Regions from separate parts of the Homo sapiens genome. Here region 1 is linked to region 2. A link is a loop called in an ENCODE intact Hi-C map of the cell type or tissue named here. Cell type or tissue: GM12878. All regions are shown on one strand. Each heading gives the region's core, and the rest is flanking DNA. Links, peaks and the distances in the headings are about the cores only.

Region 1 (2,925 bases), core at 217-2,716, 58 kb after region 2:
TCCATTTAAAATCTTTGTCGTTTTAATAAAATTTTAGAAATATCTTTTAAATGCCTTTCTACCTCTAGGGAGAAATCGAGTAAGATTTTATCCACGAAGTCAAATGCCAAATGATTAAAAAATCCTCATCTCAAATTCCAGACCCCCATTTTTTTTTCCAGTTGTCAATCCCTTTTTAATTTGCTGTGAACAGTACTGTCAGCCTGTTTTGGAAGCTATTTTAATTTAAGATTATCTCTCTTCTTCAACCTTTGAATGGCCTGTCATTTGTTATACGCATCATAAAAGCTAGCCAAGTGCACTTCTGATTTCCAGCTGTCAATTTATAGAGGCACTGAATTTTGCACACATTCTTTTTCATGTCTTCCCTCTGGGTTTCCTTTTAATTTTTTTTTTAAACAGTAAATTTTTATTTGTATTCCCTACTAAACAGTAAGAAAAAATAAAGCAATAACTGGATTTTTTGCAAATCCCTGAATATTCTTATTCCATAATAGACTAAAAAAAATCACAATATTTTCTTTAAACATTGTGCCTAGGTAATTGTGAAAACCAAATGGAAATGAAGAAAATCTAGTATTGTAAAATACTTGAGCTCCTTCTTAAGAAAAGGCACTGAGAAATATCAGCTCTGAGAAGTACTTGTGGAAAAATATATGATATGATATTCCTTTCTGACTTATGTGCACACACTAGACAGTGTGCTAGGATTTATGTGATCTGCATGTGGGCATTGTTCTCCTAATTAGATAGAAAACATGGGTTCAATACCAAGATTAACCATATATGCTGACATAGATTCTTAAAAACTTGAAGTACTCTTAACTCACTGAATGTCCTCCATGAGGCTTTCCTAAGAACAGCAGAATTTCCTTTGGCTGTTTCTTATATATTTGGCCAAATATATAACATGAGATAAATTTGTAATGAAATATAGTACAAGAGATACAGAGTAAAACATTAAAAACTATCCAACATTTTATGCCTTGATTTTGGCAGACTTAGTAGTGTCTACTAAGGCTGGCATGAAGCATGTAAGATTCAATCATTCTCCTGTAGTACCCTAGGTAGTTCTGGGGAGCAAATCCAAAATGCTCCCAGGGCCATGGAAGGAATGGACAGGAAGTTTTCACATACAACAGAGATGTGTGTTGCCTGGGTCAAAGGAACCAGAAAAAAACAGAAATCCAAAACAAAGAGTCAGCATAAACTAGCTACAAGGCCCGCCATCTACCCAGCCCTGCCCTAAGTTATCCAGACAGGTAACGACTAACCATCCTTGTTCTTCCCTTCCTCTCTCTGCTTCTCCCTAGTTTGGGCAAAATTCAAAGAGCAGCTATCAAAGCCCAGCCTCCACTGAAGGCTTCCATTAGCTCTTCACTAAGGTAGGGAAGAGGAGTTAACACTAACACAAATTTGGAAATTTCACTATTACAATGAAAATAAACTTTTTTTTTTTTTTTTTGAGACAGTCTCGCTCTGTCACCCAGGCTGGAATGCAGTGGCACAATCTCAGCTCACTGCAACCTCCACCTCCCAGGTTCAAGCCATTCTCCTGCCTCAGCCTCCCGAGTAGCTGGGATTACAAGCACACATCACCACACCTGGCTAAGTTTTGTATTTTTAGTAGAGGCAGGGTTTCACCATGTTGGCCAGGCTGGTCTCGAACTCCTGACCTCAGATGATCCGCCCGCCTCTGCCTCCCAAAGTGCGGGGATTATAGACATTAGCGTCCGCGCCCAGCCGGAATTTCTTAATTGAGACATTTTTATTGAGATTGTTTTTATGTCTAAAGGTAATCTAGATCATTTTGTTATTTTGAATCTCCAGGAAAGTCATCCTTATCCAGGGTCACTCACTGAAAAGGTTTAATAGGCTATCAAAATAAAGTTGGATTTTCACAACAAACCACGTCACATTTGTACAAAGTGATTCATACAGAAAGCAAAGTGAGTTATAAATGGTATCAAATTTAGAATATGCCCATTTCTTAATATACAGCTATCTGAAAAAGTGATTATGTGAATTAACTGAAACATACTTGTGAGAGGTAAATGTTACATAGTCACATACATATATGAAAAATATTGGGTAAAACAAATTTTATTTATTCCTAGCAGAATTTCTTTGACCTTTTAAGGGTTAGTGTGTACTATGAACCTCCAAAGAAGTAGCTATAAAGTATAGCTACTTACAGATATCCTCATATCTGCATGTACTCAATGAAAGAGAAGGATTCCTCTTCATCGTAGAAGGCCACCAACCCTTTCAGATTGAGGCCCGCTTTTGTGACCTCATTTAATCCTAATTACTTCTTAAAGTCCCTACCTCCAAGTATCACATCACATTGGAGGTTAGAGCTTCAACATATAAATTGGGGATGGAGGGAACACAATTCAGTCTAAAGCAATTTACAATATCTATAAAGCTATTACTAATTGGTCTGCTGTTCTGTGATCTGAAATGAATTAAAAAACCACTATCTATATGATAAGAATACTGTATCTTTGGCATTTGGGTTGATAAGTAGTCAATATTCTCTTATCAGAAAGTCAATAGTATATTGTTCTCTATGAATATGCATGTATTACATAAATGTTATTTTAAAAAGATAGTGAAAGTAAAGGCCATCTTTACCTCAGAAGTAGAATTGTTTCTCTTTGTGCCAAACTTATTAATTATGGTCAAATTAGCCTAGCTTAAAATTTATATTCTCTAACTCAGGCTTGTCCTCAATGTCTTATGATGTTCTTACCATTTCCCTGCTCGCACCTAATGAGAAACAATGTTAATTATGTAAGCTAATCACTTTATTACAATAGACAATCACTTTGTTACAGAAGCAATTGTACTTTTTAAAAAGTGCCCTTTCTTAGCACTTAATCAGATTTCTGGTTGCATGAGTCAGAATCAAGACTTTATAAT
Region 2 (2,925 bases), core at 326-2,825:
GGTAAAGAAGATACCTATCAAACTACATAGCAGGAGAGATTTCATAACATTTTAAAATATATTTTAAAGTGTGCAATAAACATGGATTACTGAACAAAACATTACAAAGGTGAATTAGTTGTAGAAAAAATTGCCAATATTTTTATTTGAAGTTTAGAACTTATACAAATTGTCACTTTATGAAAAATCTCTTATACATTAACATAAGGTAAAAATATTTTCATGTCTTAGCATATTAGTTTTCAAGCTATAATATATACATCGAAATTCTCAAAATGCTTTTTTTATTCCTCTAGGAATTTGATGAAATAGATTTTTATTCAACAATTAAGATTGCAGTGTATGCATTTTACAAATAAGTTCTCATAGTGTCAATTTACATTTGAATTTCTTTTGAATTTTAAGCCTACTAAATAATTAAGAACAAATATGATAGTTTAATTTAATTTAAAGAACTCTGAACAATTCTCCTACATCTATTGCTCAGGCCAGCCCAAGTCACTCTCTTTACCTACACTCAAAATTAAATGAAACTATAATTTAAAAAATTTCATCTAATAAGTACTCACATACATGACATCTTTTCCTAGTCCTTCAAGCCCCATCAAATAAGTCAATAACTTTTATAATTCTAAAAACAATAGTTCAGTTTAGAATAAAATTATTCCCTTTGCCTCACCCTGAATATTACTTTGCTGTTTCCTTTTTACATATACGACGAATTTCTAAGTGCCAAAAACTTAGTGTACCATGTAATTAATGGGAAAAAAATACTTATTGTACTTGTCAACACCTTCTTATAAACTCTCTTTATATTTCCAAAGCAATTAAGTTATCTTCTGGCAACTCATAAAAAAAAAAAAAAAAGAAAAATCCTAAATAACCTTGGCGGCTTTGCCCTGCTATTATAACAACTAAATTTGTCCTTTTCTTTGATCTTTTCTTACTGTCCATAATTTCTTTATGTCTTTTAAATGAAAATACTTTTATAAAGGTCCCATCTTTACCTAAAAAAAGTGCATAAGAAGATAGAATTCTTCTTCTTTTAACAAATTCTCTTAATTCCATTTCTTCCTGTTTTAAGACCTCCTCCCATCCCCAAAGAAACAAATGTCTACAAAATAAAAATATTCAAACATCCATAGTATTAAGAATTCTATAATTACCAAGCTCTTAAAATCTGAGTCAGTGAAAAACATGATTATTTACAACAAGCCCCAGTTAATCATCTGCTGAACTTGCTAAAGGTACCTCTTTAGTATACTGATTTCCTCTTCTATAATGACGCAAAGCCCGCCAGTTGTACACACAGTTAACAGTAATGCGATAAAAACCCCTGCACAGGAATCACCCGGGGGACTTTCCAAATGCAGATGTTCTCCTTAGCTCTGGAGTGCAGCTTGAGATGCTGCATTTGTACCCATTGCTTAACAGAGCTCCCAGGCAAGGCTCAGACTGCTTGGCTACAGGCCCCACTTCGATGGCAAGAGAATAAACTGCAGTCTTCTTGTTGACATAAATGAGCAATAGATCAACATAAAGTTTTCCTGAACTCTAGATGGATGGCTTTTGATAAGACAAGAAATTATTCTCTTAGATTTGTCACAAAACTGTATTGACATGGCAAATATCTTTTATTTTCTTTGAGCTCTGGCAAAAAGAGGGTCTGTTTTCTAAGAAACTTTTAGCACTGGGGGATAGAAATTGCTTTTAAGTTCAAATTGTGCAGCAATTTACAATTGTACTCATTTTCATAGGCTGAGTAGCGAAGTTCCTTATCTAAAAAAGCCAACAAAACATGTCCTTGTCTAGGAATACATTAGGCATATTTTAGAAGGAAATCTGAAATTTAAAGCACATAGGAAATGGAACAATTGAAATCATCTCTTACTTGCCTACACAGTGCAACTCCATATTTAAACAACCTCCTGCTCTGGTATTAGTTGGTGTTAAACAATCAAGTCAGGAACTGAAATGTCTGAGATTTTATAGCAGTTGTAAGCTAACAAGTAAGCCTCCTACAGTGTCATAGATAAAAGGCAGAAAAAATACAAGCCCTCTGAGTCAGAGACAAAGAGTTTATTACTCATAGCAACAGAGGAGCAGAGTAACATCTTTGTTTGCACAAGCTGCCCAAACCTCAATTCCCACAGGATGACAGGAGGACAGCCAGGGGTCACCTGCATAGGTAGTGAGATGGGTTTCCAGCCAGGAGTCCCAAGATGAGGAAGTCCCTGATCTTATACAGGGGCTTCTGATGGCCCACACTCATCCTCCCCTCCAGAGAGACACAATAGTTTAATTACTCTGCATTGAAAATCTCTTCGGGAGAAGGAGAAATCTCTTTACTATCCTGGAATGCAAATAAATCTGAATAAATTGGCTGTTAATGCTTAGACTTAAATGTGAAAGATTCATAAAGAAATGTCTCCCAACAGTTGGTGGAAAAATGTTGGAAGATGACACTAAATAACAATAATCATCATCATAATACATGATTACAATATATAAGCACTTTACATGTGACATTTCACTTGGTACTCAACAACATTTCAGCAAGTTAAATTATCCTGTCCATTTTTAAGATAAGGAAACTGACAGAAGCCCTAGGTTACTTGTGTAAGGTCATAAAACTAGTAGTTTCCAAAGCTGCACAGTTATTCCTATGCAATTCTACCAGTCCATCTAAGAGACAGGGTTGCCTGTGAAGAATGAGTCAAACCAGATGTGAGCTTACTAACACTGTCCATGCAGGGATAACGTGTTGGCAGGATCATTCCATCGCGTTGCTCTTTACTTGATATAAACCAACATATATTGGCTCCTTGAACCGCATACTGTGGGAAGCAAAGACTTTTACAATCTTTAGAATACCATATTCAGAATTATTGTTTATATAGACAAATAATAAGCACAGACCTGTCT

Evidence for each region. Peaks named below come from ENCODE experiments on the same cell type or tissue, not always from the same donor. Only the 100,000 strongest peaks of a DNase experiment are listed, where the experiment ranks them.
Region 1: it touches region 2 in a loop (3-fold over the local background); 4 of 110 quality-filtered maps call a loop at or near these places.

Annotation. Positions count from the first base shown.
Region 1 is chr7:82,106,139-82,109,063 of GRCh38, forward strand. The region is part of intron 6 of CACNA2D1 (calcium voltage-gated channel auxiliary subunit alpha2delta 1); the gene reads right to left. It overlaps LOC124901687 (a long non-coding RNA gene), which reads right to left. Exons shown (of 2, transcript XR_007060404.1): 1 at 1-2,925. Among named protein-coding and RNA genes, the nearest start is that of CACNA2D1-AS1, 98 kb to the left of the region's middle. In GM12878, for the core only: no CTCF peak of the experiment used is centred there; no DNase peak of the experiment used is centred there.
Region 2 is chr7:82,048,276-82,051,200 of GRCh38, forward strand. The region is part of intron 10 of CACNA2D1 (calcium voltage-gated channel auxiliary subunit alpha2delta 1); the gene reads right to left. Among named protein-coding and RNA genes, the nearest start is that of CACNA2D1-AS1, 41 kb to the left of the region's middle. In GM12878, for the core only: no CTCF peak of the experiment used is centred there; DNase peaks (open chromatin) are centred at 1,366 and 2,086.